2 separate regions of the Homo sapiens genome follow, and region 1 is linked to region 2. Evidence: chromatin contacts called from ENCODE Hi-C or POLR2A ChIA-PET data. All regions are on one chromosome and are shown on one strand. Each heading gives the region's core, a stretch centred on a gene start or an enhancer-like site at or near the end of the contact. The rest is flanking DNA. Distances are from core to core; before and after follow the strand shown. Region 1 overlaps SLC6A6 (solute carrier family 6 member 6). Region 2 overlaps SLC6A6 (solute carrier family 6 member 6).

Region 1 (4,820 bases), core at 1,614-4,113, 42 kb before region 2:
TATATATACTTATATGTAAAAAAAAAAATACAAAGAAAAATTTACCAAATTCCCATAAAATACATCTAATTCAGTATGAAAGCTCTGCCTCTCCACGGACATCTTCCCGTGGGTTTTCTTTTTGTACAAAATATCCCCCAAATCAAAACAAAACACACACACACGATACACACACACACACACACGCACGCACACATACCCACAATTACATTTTCTGTGACAATTACAAAAAAAAAAAAATCCTAGTGCAAATATAAAGCTCTGTAAACCTGGTCCTATGAGAATCTAATGTTAGTAAACAGCAGGAAAGCCGCCGGCCCCGTCGACCCGAGAGAGCTCACATCATGGTCTCCACAATGATGTGGGTCGGTTTCACGAGAGCGCCGTTCATGACGGTGCGAGAGTTGTAAGGTGTGGCTCCCTCGCGCTCCACAGCCCAGCGGTTGGGTTCCCTTGGGGTCAGCAGGTACTTGACTCTCTGGAGAAGGATGACAGGAGTGAGGGGGGAAACGTCAGGCGGCCTGGTCTCCCCTTCGCCAGGGCCATCTGCCTCCTCCTGAATTGGCTCATGTGCTGTTTGGTTTTTGGTAAACTCACACCCTCTCTGATCTCCTGTTTTTGTCCTTTTTGGAAATAATGGAATTGAACTAAGGCGCTCCTAAGGTGCCACTAGGCCCTGACTCAAGGCGGAATTCCTGTTGGTGGTTTCCTTCCTTGGCCAAACCCCTGCTTACGTTCCTACAGGGATGGGGGACTCAACCTTCATGTGCTTTTTTTCTTCTATGGAACTAAAATATGCCTCCCTGTGATTCTCTCCCTCTGATTTCTCTGCCTTGCAAAGCAGCAGTTGAGTTCCTCTCATTTGTATGCCCTGAGTTGGACAACTGTCTTCAGCCTCCATGGCTCCCACCTTCCCCAAGGAGAAACTCCAAACTCCTCAGCCTCCCATAAGCTACACTTCCTGCCTTCTTGCAGAGACAGGTCTTCCCTAGTTTCCTGAAGGCATCCAGTCCTCCCAGCAGGGTTTACATCTTAAGGGCTTGGAGAACCTTGCTCGCATTTGAGCTGCCCTTCCAAGAGATAGGAGCTGCATGGGAATTCTAGATCACTCCTGAGCAGGGTGAGTTTTGTCCTCACAGTTGGTTGAGTGTCCCTCTCCAAGGATACCCAGAAAATCCATGTCAGAACTGGGACTCAACCAGACTCCCACTCCCCAGTCCACCTCTTGCCAACTGTCAACTCAGAGACTTGAATAGGCCAGCAGTTGAAAGACAAACAAACAAAACAACAAGCCCTCTTTCTAGGCATTTATATTCAACTTAGGTATGTTACAAATTTTTAAAAGCTGCTTATTAAAAGCTACAGTATTTCATTTAAAAACCCAGTTTTCGGTAATCCCAGCACTTTGGGAAGCAGGAGGATCGCTCAAGGTCAGGATTTAAAGGCAGTCTGGGCAACACAGTGAGACCCTAACTCTTAAAAAAAAAAATTAAAAATTAGCCAGGCATGGTGGTACGTGCCTGTAGTCCAAGTTACTCGGGAGGCTGAGGAAAGAAGATTGCTTGAGCCCAGGAATTTGAGGCTGTGATTGAGCCACTGCACTCCAGCCTGGGCAAAGGAGCAAGACCCTGTCTCTATTTTTTTTGTTTTTAAATCCAGTTTTCCATCTTTTCTTGAAAAGCTGCAAGATCTGGCAACTCCAGGCCCAGGTCCCCTCCTTGTAGCACCTTCTCCAGTTTGCTCCCAGCCCTACCCCCATGACTTCCCTCACCTGAGCCACCTGCCAGCTCTCCCTCCATCACTTTGCCTCTCCACATCCATACAATGGGCTGTGCCTGGGAGGGCGGAGGAGAGTCAAACCCCCAGGCAGCCACTTGGGGCTCTGCCTACACAGGAGGCTCAGGCAGAGCTGGAACCATCCTGGGACAGAGATCTGGGTTTGCCAGAACCTGGCTCAGAGAGAAGCTCATGGCTGGGAGGACACCTTGATGACTTGTGCAGGTGGGAGCCCCTGAGGGGCACATAAAGAAAGACAGACAGATGGTGGCTCAACTGCCTTCACAGGGGCCTTTGGTGAAGTCAGACTGGCACAGGAGGACGGGGTACCAGTGTGGGGTGAAGCCTGCCCTCACCCACTCCCCCACCTCTTTCCCCCATGCCAACCCCACTCCACCCAAACTTCTAAATGTGGGCTGGACCAATATTTTAAAATGAGGCTTTGAAGGACACCAAGTTAGTGACCTGTTGGGTGTCCCCCTGAACCAATGGTATGTAATTGCTTTGGGCACTCACCAATCAGAGCAGAGACCCCTAGACCAATCAGAACCTTTAGAGACCCCTTGCTGTGCCCTAATGAACCCTTTGGCTTCTGGACAGTAAGGACATTCTGGAAACTCTGGTTGGGTTGGCCTGGAGTATTGTGGGGTCACCTGGAGGGCTCGGGACAGTCACTGTTCCCTGCCTGTCCCCAGGCCCAGTATTTCAGTCTGTTAACAGCTCATAGGGCCATTTAGCGTTCTGGCTAAAGACTGGTTGGGGTGCTGCCCTCTGTCCTCTGAAAAAATAGAATGGGTCAAAAGCTCCAGGATAACCCCAGGGGCCCCCCCAGTTTCAAGGATTTCCTCCTGCCCTGCCAGCTTCCTCAGTCTCCCCTCCCTCCCCTGCCACCAGCACCACCTCCAGGCCATTCCCCTGCCCAGGAGGAAACAGGACCCAGCCCAGCAGGGAGCCAGGGCCCCAGGACATCCTGGCTCCAGATTTTTAAAAGAGAATAACAATAAAAACAGCCCAGAACAAAACAGTGCACTCTTGGAGCCAGCCCAAGCTCAAAAGGTTAAGGGAGATTCTGAGAAAAGAATTTCTTGGAAAGAGTAGGGCCTTTGCCAGGGCCTGGGATCTCCAGGGCTGTTGGAGGAATTTCTGAGAGGAGGCTGAAGGTAGGTGGGGCCAGGGGAGGCCCCAGCAGGCACAGAGGCAGAGGTCTGGCTGCCGCCACAGATCCGGAGAAGACCCCAGCATGGGCTGGGATGATCCTAAATTTGGCTCCTCAATAAAAGAAGGCATCTGGGTGGGGCTCAGGCTTCCTCCCTAGGCTCCTGGCTTTGTCCCACCGCTTCAGGAACATGGCCCCACTGGTCCCAGGATAAAGCCCCAGCTCTTAGCTTGGCATCCAAAGCTACAGTCACCTCTCCAGCCTCACTGCCCACCCCAACTCTGCCAACACCAGGAACACCTTCCCTCTCACATTCTCCATCTGGCAAGTTCCTCCTCACCCCACAGCCCGGCTTCCAATGTCTCCATAAAGCCTTCTCCCATGTGAACTCTACTTGCTTCCCGTCTTCCCACAATGCACTCTGCTGCCCATAAGCTGAACCACTGGATGGGTGAGGGAACTATGGCTCAGAGAGGGCAGGTGACTTGCCTGAGATCACGCAGCAAACTGACAACAATCACCTTTGGCCTCGCGCCTCCCACCTCCCCTGGCCCTGGGCCCAAGCACTTACCACAAGGAACGGCCCCTCAGTCTGGCAGAGGCGGATGACGATGACCAAGGGAACGCAGAGCATGGAGGAAAGGGCCAGGCTCCAGCCCAGCCCAATGGCCCAGTTGGGGTACACGTATGTTTTGTTGTAGGTCAGGGGTACGTACTTGACGAGCGAGAAGATGAAACATCCCTGCGGAGAGATGGGGGCAGTCAGGAGAGGGGTCCTGGGCATCGGGGGGTGGGGGGCTTCTGGGACTAGGACTGGCCTCAACCTGAGGGAAGGGTCTCTCTCCTTGGGAAAGGACTGGCTCAGAACTCACACCCCTCTCTGCTGCCATAAGGATCCCCCCCGCCCCGGTAAAAACACAGTAAGTCGTTTCCCTGCTCAAAACCCTTCTGTGGCTCCCAGTGCCAGCAGATGCAGCCCAAACTCCTCGGTGCAGCCGGGAGTGTCAGCAGAAGCTGTACCCCTTCCTCCCTCATCTGCCTCAACTCTCCCTCCGTGTCCACACTCCAGCCACCCTGAAGAATTCCTTCTAGCTCCTCTGTCACTGAACTCTGGGTCTTGGCATGGGCTGTTTCCTCTGCCTGGCCCTCTTTCCCCCACATCTTCTCATCCTAACTTGGCTCCACTGGGTCTGCCTTACTTGCCCAGGCACCACCCATACCTCTCCTTCCAGAAAGCGAGTGGTTGTAACCATCTCTTGGGCACACGTGTTCTGCCAGACTGTGAGTCTGAGAGTAGGAATGTGTGTGTCTTGTCCTAGTTCTTTAACACCCAGTGCAGCTCCAGGTACATACAACAAGTGCACCATAAGTGCTAGCAGCGTAGATGAAAGCCTTTCTTCCCCCACTGCCACCCTCCATGTCTATCTCTGAGCCACCAGCAGCAGGGGCCTGGGCACCTGAGCCTTGCCCTGTTCGGTGTCCACAGCCCAGCCCTGGGTCCATGCTAATGGCTAGTGGCCATCAGCATGCATGAATGGTGGGGTGGGGTCAGCCCTGTGCCTCTAAAGGGAGCAAAGCCCACCTTTCCCTGTGAGAAGAGCACCTAAGGCTGGCTCGGGGCTCCCGGGGCTTCTGCTTCTAGTCAGAATGACAGCATCTCTGAGGAGGGCCCAGGGTGGCCTCTGATTGTTCCATAATGTGAAAATGGCCTAACTCTTCAACACCTAGTAACTGGGATTTGACAGGAAGATGCATCTTTCTAAAGCAGAGTCGGTGATGGGCAAGGGAGAGCACTAGCCTGCAGGCATCTTTTACTGGGCACCAACTGCACGTCTGGCCCTGCTGTTGTTCCCGTCCCTACGTGTAGGGCTGTGGCTCAGATGAGTGA
Region 2 (5,003 bases), core at 1,790-4,289:
CCGGGCACCTGCTGAAGAGAAGCACCAGAGGCCCCCAGGTTTGTCGTCTGGGTGTCACACTTCAGCCTGCACCCCAGCCCTAGCATCGTCTTTCACAAAACACAACACACCCAGGCAGTTCTAGGCATCTGCCAAATAACAGCCTGCAAGCAGTTTCTAGAAATTAACAGATACTATTTTCTAAATTTGGATTTGTATTTAAAAAAATGGAGGCTCCTCTTTTGCAAATGCCTTAATACAGTGCCCAGCCCACAGGGATGACCATTTATAACTGTAAGTTAAAAAAACAGATAGACGGAAACGAACGAGGAATGGGGTTTCAGGCTGGAATGGAAACAATATTTGAGATGGGTTGCCATCCAAGTATAGAGAATGGATGTTTATGAAATAGATGTGCAATTTATTAACCAGTCACATCTCTAGCAGAAAAAAATAAGGGATTTGCACTGGTGAGGATTATGCAAGTGTGCTTGTTCATCCCCATTTGTCCACCCTTCTCTAACCATCCTCTGGCTTGCTGTGATTCCAGGGGCTGACCCTGTAGATCCTATAAGCCAGGTTCCCTTGCCCTCCGGCTCCCTGTTGGGTTTGGCCAACGGGAGGCCCCAGAGAAGGTCAAATCTCTAAGCCCCCGGAGCTGTTCATGGTTACCCTCAGCCCACTTATGCTTGGCTCCCAGTCTAGAGGGAGGTCTGCCACCAGCCAGGCCAGAGCCTCTTCTTTCTGTACTTCCTAAGGTCCCCAAGTGCTCACTCACCCTGTCAGCTCGACCCTGAGGGCCACAGTCACACCCAGTGTGGCCGTCTGTGCAGAAGGTGGATACCCCTGGCTCTCTGAGAACTGACAAGGGTTACCAAGAGCATCCTGATTTCTAGCCCACAGCGTGAGGAAACAGCTCAAGGCTGGGTCCCCTGCCTTCAAGGGCTGACCCACAACATAACAGAGGGACACAGAAAACGGATGAGCTGGGAAAACCAGAGCTACTAGGCCTACTCGCCCCTCTCTGAGCATCAGTTTCCCCATCTGCAGAATAAAAAGGATGACAGCAGAAGTGGCTGACTCAGAGCCAAGCAGTCTGGGACACAACTTGTTTGTCTTCATGATCAAACTGGTGGCCAACACTGAAATAATCAGATTTCAGAGAAAAGTCAAGAATTCTGAGTTCTCTTGAAAAATTGGAAGGTTGGACCACAGTGAGCTCATACTCCTCATGGCGATTGCTGACTGGAGCAGATGTGACCACCTTGTCACGTGACCCTTGTCACACGACCACACCCTGGCCAGCTCACCACCCAGCTCAGGACACACTCGCTTGGCTGGCTCCAGTGGGCATCTGAGTTTGTCTTCTCATCAGAGAACCAAACACTACCTGAAAGTATCTTGTTCAATTCCTCGCTTCCCTGTCGTCTATCTCCTCAACTAGAATAGAGGCTCCTGGGGACAAGGACCACACCTGCCTTGCTCACAACTGTGTCCCAGAGCCAGGCGCCATGCCTGGCACACAGTAGGGTGTCAGGCAAGAGCTGCTGGGTTAGGTGGATCCCAGAGTGGCATCCACAGGCAGCTGGTGACAACTGCAAACCCTGGCTTTGCCAATCCTGTGACCAGGCGAGTCACTTGGCCTCAGGGCCTTGCAGGCAGGGTGAGGCAGTAGCTGCCTGAGGACTTGGGGTGTGGAGAGGGGATGTGCTGGCTTGGCCCCAGCTGCTGGGCCCACAGGGGCTGTGCTCGAGGAACAGAGGCACAAAAGCACAACAAAACCCCCGTTTCCCCCACACCTCCTTCCTCTCCCTGGCTCGGGGTGGGGGACCCCAATTGTTTCACTATCTGGCGGCCAGCAGACCAAGAAAGGCTTCCTGAAGCCTCTGGGCAGCTCATGGAGCCCTTCCTCTGTCTGCCAGAGCATCCGCGCCGCCTTTCTCTGCCCTGCTCCCTCGGGGCCGGGCGCGGGATTCGACAGGCCAATGGCTACTGTAAAAATAGTCCTAGCAGCCAGCATTGTTCCAGCATTGACTTGCACAGCCCCCCGATGGTTATCAGGGCAGCCCATTGTGGGCTGGCTCGGTGGGCGCATAATTGGAGGATGTGAGACTCAACTCCCTCCGAGTGAAGGTGTTTCTCAGGAAATGACCCTGGAGCCTCCTCACCCAGAAGCTCATGACCTCATTGGCAGCTGGGATGGGCCAAGTCCATCCCCGCTAGGAGCTGGGGTCTGCTTCACTGCGGCTACCCTGAGAGTCCCGGCTCTGCCCTCTGGGCACACAGACCCACTTGCCACACTAATATTCGAGAACCCTCTAGAAACATGGAGGAGGAGCAACTGGGGTTCCCCAAGTCCCTTTGCTCTAGGCTCTGATTTCCTACAAAATGAAGCCTCCACCCCCTTCCACACTCAGGACCCCATCGTCCCACCACCTGGGGCTGAGCCAGGATGGGGGTGGGGGTTTTCAACAGGGCAGAGTGGGGACCTGTCACGTGCCTGGCATGGTGGGGGTCTCCCAACTCCTCATTTCTAAGGTGCACCCACCTCTCCACCTGTGGGGGCTGCAGTCACAGGTCCACCTGCCTTGAAGAACACACAGCCAGCAGCCCTGCCCCTGAAGAAGCCCATTCCAGCAAGACCCGCCTGTACATTCCTGGCATCCACCCACAGCTCTCTATCGCCATGGCAACCACGAGCTACAGGCCCCTCAGCCCTTGCACTGGCATCTGTGGCAGCCTCCTCACAGGTCTCCCTGCTGCTACTCTGCCCGCCCCTGATCTATTCTCAATGCAGCAGCTGAAGGCAGATTAAAAAGCAGAATCAGGTCCTCATGCCCCCGCCCAACCCTTTGCTCACCCCTAGAAGAAAACACAGGCTCCTCACCATTGCCCACCAGGTCCCAGCACATGCCCCTGCCGACCCTCTGGCCCCATCTTCCCTCTCCCCTTCTCCTTGGGACACGGGCCACACAGAACTGCTTTAGTCCCTCCTACTGCTCAGGCTCAGTCCCCTCTGAACCTTCCCCACTGGCTGTTGGAGCCGCAGTATAAAAAGCCCCCTGGCTCCCTGCCAGCTGCCCCAGGCACCCTGGCCCCTACAGGGACCAGAATATAAGCCTCAACCCAGAAGCTGAAAGTCACTTCCCCAAACAGGTGACCTAAGGCAAGTCACTCAACCCCACTAGTCTTCAGTGTCCTCATCTGTAAAATGGGGTAACTGTACCTTCCCTGTGGGAGTGTTGTGAGGGTTAAATGAGGGGGGGTGCACAGGAGGTGCTTAGAACAAGATGTGGCACACACTCCATGCACAGCAACTACATTATGACTTGAGACTATCTCCTCTTACTACCGCTATCACTACTATCCAGTCCACCCCTGGCCTTGGGGTATATAAAGCCTTCATCCTCCCCAGGGTGAGATCAATAAGGCCCAGAGATGACAAGAGACGCCCTGAGGTCACTCCGCTGGGAGTAACAGTGACCGTGATGTATCCAAACCCTTAGGAGCTTAGCCTCCACTGTCCCTCTGCGGCTCAGTCTGACCTCAGAGGACACCCTCCAGGGAGTCCCCGGAGTATCTCTGTGCACCTCTGCAAACTTGCAATTAGGCCAGTCACCCCAGCTTCCTCACACACACACAAGTGGTCACCCCGCTGCGCAGTGAGTACTCAGGAGCGAGTCCTCCTCCACAGGCGTCCCTGCACCCGCCGACAAGGGCTGTTTTCCTTGGCACTGGGCCCAGGGTTATTTTGCAGCAGCCGAGATACATAATTCCCCATTTTAAGAGCTTCCTCTTTGGTTATTACAGCTACAAGTGATTAGAATTGACTGATACAGAGGCTATGGGATGAAGCCTCTCCCTGTGCCCAGCTAAACATTCTCCTTGTCTCTGTGTTCCAGAGGTGACAGCCAGAGCCAGCTGTGCCTGAAACCAACTGCAGATCACCTGGTCAGATTTGACACACACGCAGGCAGGTGCAGCCCCGTGCCAGCGATGCCATGGCTTGCCACAATATCCCTTTGCTGTCTCCCTGTTTAATATTAAGATTTGTGAGGACTTATTCTGGGGGCTGAGCTGTTTATGAACACAGTTTCCTATTCTCCAACACTCCTATTGTGGAAGAGACTTTGGTAGTTTATAGATAAAGGAAGCTGAGGCTCACGCAGGGAAGCGAGCAGCCTGGCTGAGGCTACACACACGGGTGGAAAGGAGAGAGAGGCTCAAGGCCAGAGTTCCCACCTGGCCACCTGGGCCTCCGGCACCGAGCAAAGCTTAGAAAGAGGTCTCTGCACTGCTTGCAAATGGGGACCCCTATATCTTGCTCTGCATCCCTCCCGGTGCCCTGAGCACCAGCCAGCTGGGCTTTGAGTTGAGTTGCAGATGCTGCCTCCCCCAGCATCTACCACCTCAGTCCAAGGCTCTGGGGAAAGTCAAGCCCTTGCCTCTATTTTTCCTGGGCAACCTTCCCAGAGGCTCGAGAGTTCTCTGCACCTGCCCTGCCGTCCTGCAGACCCTGCACTTCTCAATTTAACAACCAGTGTCCTACATGTCTCTTTCTGGTGGAGAACAATGATTTAAATCTCATATTGTCAATGGCATAACCACTCAGGAGCTTCTGCCATGCTTTTAGGAAGAGGCCAGGTCCTTGTCTGTTTCCTATTTTGCCTGCTTCTCCCATCCCAAACTGCCTAGCACATACCTGGCCTTTAAGAAGGATCTCTGGGCCAGGTTTCTCAGCAAACCTCTTGGTTAAGCAAACTGATCAGCGGGTTGGGCAAGCAGCTCCTAGAGTCCCAGAACAGGGGCAAGAAGAGACCTGGATGACATCCATTCTACAGGTGGGGAAAACTGAGGCCTAAACAACTCCCTGCCCACTAGGCTTGCTGTGGAATCAAGTGCCTGGCTGGACCCCTTGCCCCGCCCTTTCCACAGCAGGCATCTCTCTCCTTTCCTCACTTTTCTGCCCATTCCAGAGCCAGATTCTGGGCTGAGGCCATGACTAAGCTGTGTGACCCAGAGCA

The links. Hi-C counts contacts between places; a loop is a spot of excess contacts on that map. ChIA-PET counts read pairs that join two places held with the same protein, here RNA polymerase II (POLR2A). Pooled maps may share reads with other maps.
Region 1: a map of heart right ventricle shows a loop between it and region 2 (2.4-fold over the local background). The contact joins two enhancer-like sites. A Hi-C loop is called at or near these places in 3 of 168 maps with a recorded cell type or tissue (cardiac septum, heart left ventricle and heart right ventricle) and 5 of 50 pooled maps. POLR2A ChIA-PET finds 5 or more read pairs at or near these places in 5 of 52 experiments (AG04449, HEK293, OCI-LY7 and 2 more).

What each region holds. Positions count from the first base shown.
Region 1 is chr3:14,480,525-14,485,344 of GRCh38, reverse strand. SLC6A6 (solute carrier family 6 member 6) reads right to left here. Exons shown (of 15, transcript NM_003043.6): 14 at 3,504-3,674; 15 at 1-478. The coding sequence ends at 338. Among named protein-coding and RNA genes, the nearest start is that of GRIP2, 57 kb to the left of the region's middle. Within about 2 kb of position 2,863, at least 6 of the 41 ENCODE cell types and tissues checked have a DNase peak (open chromatin) inside an H3K27ac peak, as active enhancers do; they include heart right ventricle, where a contact is called at or near this core.
Region 2 is chr3:14,438,372-14,443,374 of GRCh38, reverse strand. All of the region lies in intron 2 of SLC6A6 (solute carrier family 6 member 6), which reads right to left. Among named protein-coding and RNA genes, the nearest start is that of SLC6A6, 38 kb to the right of the region's middle. RefSeq lists an enhancer at 3,478-3,978. Within about 2 kb of position 3,039, at least 16 of the 41 ENCODE cell types and tissues checked have a DNase peak (open chromatin) inside an H3K27ac peak, as active enhancers do; they include heart right ventricle, where a contact is called at or near this core.